2 separate regions of the Homo sapiens genome follow, and region 1 is linked to region 2. A link is a loop called in an ENCODE intact Hi-C map of the cell type or tissue named here. Cell type or tissue: psoas muscle. All regions are shown on one strand. Each heading gives the region's core, and the rest is flanking DNA. Links, peaks and the distances in the headings are about the cores only.

Evidence for each region. Peaks named below come from ENCODE experiments on the same cell type or tissue, not always from the same donor. Only the 100,000 strongest peaks of a DNase experiment are listed, where the experiment ranks them.
Region 1: it touches region 2 in a loop (2.6-fold over the local background); 3 of 110 quality-filtered maps call a loop at or near these places.

The regions. Positions count from the first base shown.
Region 1 is chr9:79,689,661-79,695,039 of GRCh38, forward strand. All of the region lies in intron 8 of TLE4 (TLE family member 4, transcriptional corepressor), which reads left to right. Among named protein-coding and RNA genes, the nearest start is that of TLE4, 120 kb to the left of the region's middle. In psoas muscle, for the core only: no CTCF peak of the experiment used is centred there; no DNase peak of the experiment used is centred there; H3K27ac peaks cover 687 bases.
Region 2 is chr9:79,609,906-79,615,284 of GRCh38, forward strand. It overlaps TLE4 (TLE family member 4, transcriptional corepressor), which reads left to right. Exons shown (of 20, transcript NM_007005.6): 5 at 2,751-2,813. It overlaps LOC124902329 (a long non-coding RNA gene), which reads left to right and starts at 2,820. Exons shown (of 2, transcript XR_007061903.1): 1 at 2,820-3,639; 2 at 5,171-5,379. RefSeq lists an enhancer at 1-1,937. In psoas muscle, for the core only: no CTCF peak of the experiment used is centred there; no DNase peak of the experiment used is centred there; H3K27ac peaks cover 3,153 bases.

The DNA of each region.
Region 1 (5,379 bases), core at 326-5,325, 80 kb after region 2:
TTCATCCTGACGTGACTGGCTTATAGGGAGAGAAAGTCTGGGATTTGTTGCTGAGCTAATTGTGCTCTCAGAAAGGATGAAGGTGACTTGTGCTGATAGGTAAGCAGGTCTAGTTGATTAGGAGTGGTAATTGATAGCAATCACAGTGGCTTGTTGATTATCTGAATATGCCTTAGGTCAGAGGTTGTCAACTTTAGAATCACCTGGGAGCTTTTAAGATTGCCTGTATCCAGGCCACTTACTTAAGCCTACCCTCTCTGGACAGCGTCTGATTTAATTGTTCTGGGGTGGGTTCCAGATGGGGCTTTTTGAAAGCTCCACAGGTGATTCTTATCCCCTGACAGACCTTAGAACCACTGCCCGGTCCTTTGAATTATTTACTCCTTGCTGATTTGTCTCATTCCAACCATGACCCCATCCCAGATTTTAAGACTCCTTTTGGGGGTCCTTGTTGCTCTATACCTTACTCTTCCTCTCTTTCTTTCCAGACTTAGCCTAAGCCTAGCCACCTCACATGCACATGCTTGAAATAGCCTCAGTGCAGATTTGGGTCCTAGTAATGCTAATTCTTCCCAAGCAGTTCCAGGTCTACCCCTCCCATAGGAAGTGTCAGTGGGTAAATTTCACCTCTTCATAAACGTGAAGTGTCATTTCTTACTAATGCCTCATTATGCTCTTACAATTCAGTTTTCTCTTGGTCACATAAATATGGCTTAACCTTTATCTAAGTTTTTTGAGTAAGGATCAGAATTTATTCTTTAACATCTGTCTTAAGTACTGGGTACCACTTTGTGGAAATTTAATTCTGGTTGATTAGATCAGTAGTTATGAAGTTCCTAGTTGTTTCTCACCTTCTTTGATAAACCTGGAGGATACTGTTCACACGCATCTTGCAGTCCCTTGATTCCCTAAGGATAGGAATATTCTTTTAGGTTACCTAAGACTCCTGCTTCTTTTTTTTTTTCTTTTTTCAAATTTTTAGACGGGATCTCACTCTCACTCAGGCTGGAGTGCAGTGGCACCATCTCTGCTCACTGCAGCCTCCCAGGCTCGAGATCTTCCCACTTTAACCTTCCCACAAGGTAGTTGGGACTATAGGAATGTGCCACCACTCCTGGCTTTTTTTTTTTTTTTTTTTTTTTTTTTTGTATTTTCTGTAGAGACAGGGTTTCGCCATGCTGCCCAGTCTGGTCTCGAACTCTTGGACTCAAGCAGTCTGCCTGCCTCAGCCTCCCGAAGCAATGAGATTACAGGCATGAGCCACCATGCCTGGTGATTCCTGCCATTTTTACACTAAGAACCTGTATCTTATTGCAAATGCATGAAGATGGCATCATTATATTGACAAACTTGATTCCATTCTAATTTTGTATTCACATAGGAACACACATTTGTGTGAAGTGAGTCACTCATTTATATCCTAATGTCTCAGATTCATCCTCTTCCCCCTTCCCCAGTAGCCCTCCAGTCTAAACCACCAGCATTTCCCTCTGGACCACAGCAACAGCTCCTTACTGGCCCCCCATTTCTCCTCCAAGGCTCTGTTACCTGCCAGATCCACTTTAGCCCACACCAACAGCATGAGTAAAGTAGGGGCACCAAAAGTGGTAAAAACTCAGCTTTGATGATCTGATTCAGAATTTTGAAACCAGAATTCTACTATTTAATGTTAGCATACACAGAAGGTTTATATTGTACACTTAGTGTTGTTTTTAATTGCAAAGGATGGAGGTAGGCAGTGTAATCTTTTCTGTTCTTATGGGCTTTAAAAATTCTTACTGTGATTCGAGCCTCCTCTCTGAATGATTTTTAGGATATGTGTGTCATCTCAACAGTCCCCTTCAGTGGCCCTTAGAATAAAACACACACCTCACCGTGTGCTGGGCCTGCACACTGTGGACCCCCTTTCTCCCAGCATCACCCCTCTGTGCTCTCCCACCTGCTCCCTCCACGTCAGCACCCAGTCCTCCTGTGTGCTCCAGTGCCATTGCCAGCTTTCCGCTTCTTCAGAGCTATGCATGTGTTATTCCCTCTTTCTAGAACAGTCTTCTGGCTGTCAGGAGGTTTGGCTCCAGCTTTTGCTTCAGGTGTCAGCCAGAATGTCATCTTTTTGCAGAAGCGTTTCCTGACCACCTGGCTGCTAGTTATTCTCAGTCTCAGCATCTTATGTTCTTTGTAACACATTGCCATTCGCATTTATTTTATTTTTTATTAATGTTATTAGCAGCTTGTTTTACTTGATTTTTAATGTCCCTTAACTAGAACCAGTGCTCTGTGAGAACAAGGTCCCCATTCGCCCTCTTAATTGTATTTCTAGTGCCTTAGGGCCCAGCAGAATGCCTGGCAAATAGTGGGGACTCAATATAATAACCCTCCTGCTTTGTTATTGATAAGGGATTATGTGTCTGCATGCCCCCCTCCCCCATGTTAGTTTTGAGGCCCCACTCACTTTAGAGCACTTTAGAATTATTTGTCAAATTCCAGTGAAGTTGAGGATGCAAACCTAGTCTTCACTTAGCATTGTAACTCAAGGTTGCCCTAGAAGGCACATTTGACATGAATTCTGCAAGTTGGAGGAAGAGCGCGACTTCTGAAGAGAACACCAATCCAGGAGGGCAGGAAGATACCCAGACTTTGGAATGTGCTGTCTGAAATTTTGACTGTGGAGAAGTGGAGTGGCTTTTCCCCAGGGTCCTGAGGCTTGAAAAAGTGTCCATTACCCTCTTTCAAAGGCTTAGAGGAGACATTCACAGCAGCTCTCCAGGCCTCCTGCTACCCAGATTGGTTTGCTGGCAGAGACTTGGCCATTGCCTTTTAGGACAGATCCCAGAAACAATCATGAAAGGAAGGGCGGTATGCCTCCACTTCATGTAGTTATCTCGTTTAATTGTCATGACTATCTTAGTTTGTTCGGGGTGCTATGATAAACTACCATAAACTGGGTAGCTTAAGTAGAAATTTATTTCTCACAGTTCTGGGGGCTGGGAAGTCTAAAAACAAGGTGCCTCTATTAGATGCTTGATGAGTGCCTGATTCATAGATGATGCCTTCTTGCTGTCCTTACATGGTGAAAGGGGCAGAGGAGCTTCTCTAGGCCTATTTTATAAGGGTGCTAATCTTATTTCTGAGGCTCTACCCTCCTGACCCAATCACTTCTTAAAGGCACAGCCTCCAAATACCATCACCTCAGGGGTTAGGTTTCACCATATGACTTTTGATGGGACACAGACATTCAGACTATAGCAGTGACAATCCTGTAGGCGAAATATCCTTATCTCCGTTTTATAGGTATGACAAAGCCCCAAGGGGTTAACTTGCTAGGAGTCACACAGTTGATAAATGTTGGAGCTGAGGATTGAAACCTCATGAGTGCATGTGTATTCCCTTCCCTTCCCTTTAGACTCTACTCTCTAATCTCAGTGCTGGCTATAAAGCTGGTGCCTTTTTCACTGTTGTGTTTCCAGTGTCTAAAACATTACCAACACAGAATAGCTATTCAACTTATGTCACGGGATTCTTCTGGTATTACAACGTGAATCTCTGCTTGTGAAGTCGTTGTTATTCTTCAGATAGAGGAATAAAGACTCATTTTTCCATCTGCCTGCTAGCATTGAAAACCCTTAGGCAGAATCTCCCCCACCCAACCTCTGTGGTCTAGCTGGCCCTGTCAAGCCTGCTAATAACCTCTCCAGTCTACTCTCTATTCTCAGTGGAGGAAGGTCAGTGGGTATCTGTTTTAGAAATGTTGTCAGTGGCTCAAATGTCTGTGACATGCCATTTGTTTAATCCCATGCTCCTGGATACTTGCTTGTACGCATTAGGTTGTGGGATCTTCTGCGTTTCAATTACTATACCCTGGAAGTTTATAAACCATAAGACTTACCAGATAGCAGACTGTTGGCTGTGTTAGCAGAGAGCTGTCCTGCGGTGGGACATGCATGCACACATGCCACACGTGTGCATGCATGGAAAGAGAGAGACAAACTCAACCACAAAAGTTGTACCTCTGCTTTGAGTTATTTTAATCTTCCTTCATTTGTTCAGCAAACACTTATGAATTGTCCTTGCATTAAAAAGTGCATCATGTCCTTCGAACCATATTTAGTATTAAATAGCAAAAGCGCATCACTGAGCTAGCATTCTTTTTAATAAAATAGTGATTGATCAAATGGCATTCACCTCATTTCTCTGTGTGGTGAGTGAGAGTATTTTCTTGCAGTCCATTTTCAGCATGCTGCTATTACTGCACCACTTAGCTTGATGCCAAATTGCAGTTGGCTCCATTCATTTCTGTTTACTGAGTAGCGCTGTAGTGATTAAATGTCACTGGGTACACCAAGTATACAAAAGTAATTAACCTAAAAGGACATGTTAGAATAAGGGTCAACAACCTCTTTAGCCCACAGTGCCACCAGCAAGACAGAGTATTGACAGAGGTATTGCTGGCAGGGCAAGGGCGGAGGGGGGAGTGTGGAGAACGGAAAAGAGAGAAGCGAATGGAAGGAGAAAGAGGGAGAGGGAAAGGTCAGAGAAACAGGAGCGATAGACCAGGACTCACAATTGTCTGAAATGGCAAGTAGAATGGAGCTAAGATATTTTTCATCAGTCCTTTATAATTTAGTTCTCTGACCTGTGATCTTTTGCTGGGGGAGGGTGAGAGATTAGATCATAACTGGACTTACCTTTCAACATTTTAGCACTGGTTAGTGGAGTGCTCTTGTCTGGTTAGACCAGAGTAATTTTGGCACATGCTTGGTGAATCAACCTGTTCTTCCAGTGTTTTTTGTTTCCTCAAAGTCTCCTGCATCTTAGATCTTGTTGTCATGTGAAAGCTCGAAATCGTTTCTGTAGAATGAACTGAAATTGTATCTCTTAAGTATCTATGTCTCATTTATTTTCATTCCTCAGCATACTGAAGTTACTATCAGTCACAACTGATACTAATAATGCTTTATGTTGCTTTACATAATAAAAATTTACGTAAAGCACCAGGTAGTCATCTATGACTTAAATATCAACCAATGTAAACATCTTCCTTAAAAAACAAGTATTATATCTGTCTGCCTTATATTTGGCTTTTTCTTTCATCATCTGTGTGTGGTGACTTACTAACCAGAAAAAAAAAAAAGCAGGGGGGAGGACTAAGGATGTTTTTCCTTTTACCACATACCTCCTTGGGGGATAAACATTTCAAGGAGCTCCCCAGGGTCACTATTCTCTAAATGAGCAGCACAGAAAAACTGCTGATGCGTGCATTCTTCCCTGGGTCTGTCAGGCAGGATTCCTTTAAATCCTGTCTTTTCAGTGGTCAGACTTAAGTAAGATTTGTTTCCCTGTGGTCACAGACAGCTGAGGAGTGTGTGATGAGAGACAAGGAAA
Region 2 (5,379 bases), core at 61-5,060:
CCATGTGATTCAAAGACTGGGAATATATTGTCTAAGCAAGATTCATCAGATGCAATCAGAATTTCAAGTGGTCAGATGAAATTCAAATGTGTGTTGTGGCTTTTCCTCCCCTATTGCTTTTCCTCCTAGGTTGCCTTTTTTTCCTTCTTTCCCCAAAGCTGAAAAATACTTCTTTGATGAATCTGCTCCTTACCCTAAAGCTGTCTGTCTGTTATTCATCAGAAAGCAGGTCGCAGTTCAGTGAGCAGAAGAAAAGATTTTAATAGAAGCTGTGCCAAGGGCTGTAATGCATCATTTTAGGGCCCTAATTACATTACAATGACAAATATCAATGGTGACAACAGCAATAACCTACATCCTTTAATGGCTGTGCTGGAAAAGGAGTTTGGGCCCCACGCCATTATATTAGACTCAGTTTCAAAACATAGGCCATTAGAAGTGTGTGTCCACAGTGTTATTGGCTGATCGCTAAAGCCCAGTGGAAAGGCCTGTAAATAAATGATGCCTCCCTAAAGCTGGGTCCTGTGGGACAAAAGAGGCGAAATTAGATGACCATGGGAGCAGCAGTGTTTCCGAGGCAACTTTAGATTTCAAAGTGAAGAATGACCTGCTTAATTTTATGAAATCACACACACACCCCACCCCCCCACTGCCAATTAGCCTGACCATGAAAATCCATTGGCATGACAACTTAAAGAAATTAAGAAGTCTTTTAAACAAAAGGAGATCTTTAACGGAAGTTTGGAAGGTTTCTGCCCTCCCGTTTCTGTTGTGTGTGTGTTAACCTATGTGATTGAATAAAAAGGCTCTTCTCCTTTTTACATTTATTTTTAAGAAAATGTAGAATTTTTTTAAAAAATAGTTGCTCAGACTTAATACAGCCTAGGTCCAAAATTTTATTTCACCAGATGAATAAGTTTCCTTAGAGTCGTTTTTATTGCCTAGATTATGTAGGCGAACTAAAGAACTCAGTTTTCTTATGTGCCCACACATTTTTCAGCCCTCCTAGCAAGGGACTATTTTATTTATGTAAACAACATAATGACGAAAATATGCTTGGCAGATGGTTCTAAGCATTAGAATCATCAGTTTGGTCTGCCCCAAAGTGTCTCATTATCTTTTATTCTCTCCCCCTCCACCTCTCCCTGCAAAAAGCTTAACAACCAAATGCATTTGAGATGCTGTACTTTCAGCCTGGTGAATGCTACTCTATTTTTATTGCTCACCCTGGAATTTCACCCCATAACCACTGTGGTATGTTCGTCCAGGTGGAGAGTGGTTTGGTGATTCCCATTGCAGCTCTTCATGGTGGCTTAAGCATTCTTAAAGGATGGCTAAATGCTCCATGGGGCCAGTGCAGTAAATTAAATCAGGTCAGCACAGTTGGGTCCTTATTCACTGCAGCTTATTGGTGCTGGGTTTTTGTCCATACTGTTAGGAATGCAGGCTGGAATGGAAAGCTTGGATTTGAAACTTCATGGTGAATTTGTGTTTTCTTTTGGCTGGTAAAGTTTTTAAGGTGCTGGCATTTAAAAGATTGCATAGCTACACAGTTAGAAGGGTTGCTGATGAAAGAAGGAAGCCTAGATTGCACAAGTAGAGTGTCACTGTCATTCTGGTAATGACTTGGCAAGAAAAGGCATTTTGGGCCTCACATAAAATGAGGAACTGACCCTGGATGGAATTTAAGAATGTCTTAGGGATAGTAATTGCTTTACATTTTCTGCCTTTCAATTCTTCTTAGCTCTCTTTCCTCCATTCCATCATTAAAATATAAACTATTTTGTATGTACGTGTATTAAAAAAAACTGTGTATTTATACATCACAAAATATACAAGGCACCATCTGAAAAATACAAATTAAGATAAACATTGGTAAAACTGTGAGTAACTTTTTAAAGAAAACATGTAGTGGTGGTTTTTCTTTTAACTTACTGTAGCATCTTATTGGTTTAAAATGTCTGTACTTATAAAAATTATTAGAGAATAGACTGTTCTTTGACATTGTTGGGACTTTTGCATATCCACAGTAAAAAAAAAAAAAAAAAAAAAAAGTTCCCAAGGATAGTTTCCAGATACATACAGATTGCTTCCTGCTAAGTGTAATAAGATTTTAGCATATCTCAACCTCTGCACACTGAAAACCTTGGTAGGACACATTTGGAAATTTTTATGGTTGAAGAAAACATTTTGTTCTCCAAGAATTTGTAAGAATCCGAATTAGCCAACTTTTTTGGGTTGTTTGGGTGCTGCTGTTTCAGAAGTTTAGGGTCTTGAGTTTAAAATCACAGCACCAATGTTTTTAAAGCAAAGGCCACAAATATAGAAATCCAATGATTTGCTAATTGATGGAGTTGAGATGTAGGAAAGAATGTATCTTTACTTATCTAAATTCTTAAGACTTAGAAGACTGCAGGTTTTATGGAAAACATTAGTATGAGCAAGGGTCCTGGTGAAGGCTGTTGAAAACTGATTTCCAGTCATGGAAATTAAATTCCATTTTATATTGCCCTGATGCTTGAAGGTTAACTTTTTAAGATGAATGCTGGTTAATAAATTGTGCTGTTAATGTGGCACTGTTGTCACTGCTTCCTTTTAATGGGCTTACTGATGAGATAGTTTTCCTCTTCCTTAGGAAATATGCCAGCCAAATTATAAAGTATGTTTTAATATCATCCTGTTAATATTTGGGGAATCTGTAACCAGCTGACTGTTCTCTTTATTGCTTTCCTTTCCCTTATTTTTTGCAGGCAGAGATTGTCAAGAGGCTGAATGCTATCTGTGCACAAGTCATTCCTTTCCTGTCCCAAGAGGTAAGGTAGTTGATTTTAGGCACTGGACTAGAAGTTGCCATTTTAGTGGTTTTGCAGAAAAGGGATTGTAGAACTGACTCTCTGGCCTTGCCAGTCTCTTGGTGTTTGTATTTTATTTTCATTTCTAAGAAACAGTGTTCTCACTCCAACTTGTATACCTTAGTAACTTTCTGTGGGATATAATTTATATGTGTTTACATAATGGAATATTTTCTAGTTGGGCTAAGCAAAATTCAGTCGTTAAAATATTTTGCTATCTTTGTCGTGTTGCTCAGAATTATGCTTGTTTGTCATAATGGTACCTAATAGGGTAGACTGAAAAATTGCCAGGAAAACAGGAGCTTACTCTGTACTATTGTCATTGGGCATTAAGAATTGGCAGAAGACATATCAAATGGAAAGACTTTTTGTAGTAAACAAACTAATGAAGCTTTTGGCTAGCTACTTTTAAACATTTACTTCTTGTTTCCTGATTAAGTCTTTATATTATTGTGCTTTTGGGAAAAGACCTGCAAGATGAACTCATTGAACTCGTTTCTCTGAGTGCCACTTTTCTCAAAATTAGGCTTTGGTGATGGTAGGCTTAGCACATTGCTAAGGCCTGGCATGCGGCTCACTAGTTCTCTTGCTCACCTACAGGGGAAGTGCATGCCATCAGCAAACAGGCACAGGTTGGAATAAAGCGATGCATTTCTAGTGCTTGTTGGCTTCCTTGTGGTTTTTTTTTCTCTCCCTGCTTACTTTTGGTAGTTACAAAGTTGAAGTGAGAATACTGGAAAAAGATAATTTTTTGCTTCTGGATTACTGAATGCCTTCATTTGCTCAGGTAAGATCCACTCTAAGAAGGAAGGAGCTAATGAAATATCTGCATGTCTTGTAGCCGCAATACTTTGTGCTGTGGGCTGAGAAGGCACAGAGGCACTTTTCTTCCTACCCTTTCAGTTGTTCTATAAGTGTGTTGTGTCACTGCTTTTCAGGAGAGAGGTTCATTCACCTGCTTGCCAGCGGGCATGTGCCAATGTTATGTGGCCAATATTTGAGCCTGCATGTGTATTATAGATATGCAGATTGCTGTATATGATTTTTTTCTTTGGTCTGGACTGGGTTAGACTTGAGTAACTATGGGTACCCTTCATAGGTATATACTGGGGAGGGGGCACTCATATTCACAAATCTTGTTGACACTCTGAATTCACATGCTCTTTTGGGTCTTGATAAACAAAGGGTATGTTGTCTTTTCTCCTCCTTTAGCTGTGACCACAAAACCTACCACCAGTCATGTCCCCATTTGCCTGTTTTTACTTAGGATTTGCTTATGGCTAGATTAGATGGCTTGGTGAATGAGAGTCAAGGGGTGTATCTGCATTTCTTTTGGAAACCTGACTGCCCCCTGCCTGATCCAGACTAGTGTGTATTTTTTACTTTAAGCAGCTCTGCTTTATGGAGATGGAGAATGGGAAGAATGTGTGACCTACAGAGCTGTAACCAGGCTGGGGTGTCATGTTCTAAGGTGACAGGGAAAAGTTCGAATTATCCCTGGGGTGGTATTAGACTTTGGGCCTCTGTAGGCACAGACCCCTGTATATGATCGCTGGTATGGCTTTGGTCTCATCACATTTCTGCAGGATCTGTGGGTTGTGTTCAGAAGTAGAAGGTTGTCTTGGGGATGTTGATGAAGCTGATTTGCCAATGAGTTGTTTTCCCACATGAATTATGTTGTTTGTGTGAGCAGGCCCAGTGGGAACAGAATGTATAATGGTAGTGGTGCTGAGCAAGACTGGACTGAAATTAATTGTCTAAGGAAGTTGTACCTGTAGGTGAAAGCCATGGGGAGATACTGACAACTCATTTGCTCTAGTCTGGGAAGAAAGGTGTCATACTTAACTGTTGTCATACCACTTAACTATTTATTTCCCAAATACTTTGACATTTCTTGGTTGAAATCCTTGACTCACGTATAATGATTTATGCCAAGCTTGTGCAACCCCAGGGCCTGTGGGCCACATGTGGCCCAGGATAGCTTTGAAAGTGGCCCAACACAAATTTTAAACTTTCTTAAAACAGTATGAGATTTTTCTTTGCAATTTTTTTTAAGCTCATCAGTTATCGTTAGTGTATTTTATGTGTAGCCCACATAAAATGGGATGTGTGTGTGATTTCTTCTTCCAGTGTGGCCCAGGGAAGCCAAAAGATTGGACACCCGTGATCTATGCCATGGTTTTCTAAATGCTAGTTCTGTGTATATATTTTCTTTTGCTTACTTTAGATTTAATTTACTCATCTTTTTCTAGTTTCCTAAGGTATGTGTGTATCTTTTATTGTGTGAGACACAAACATGTTTGTTTCCTTCAAATCAGGGCATCTCTGATGTTTTTTATCTGAACATCGTCCACCTTGTTTCTTCTTCTGTGCATTCTGTGAGCATTGGACTCCTTGCTTCTGCCCTGAAGCCAGATGGACCATAATCTGGAGGGAGGGGAGGAGCAGGTTAGTAGAGGAAGATGAATTCTGTTTCCTGTCTCTTCAGAGGCATGGAAAATCACTCTTGCATGGCTGTGAGCATCAC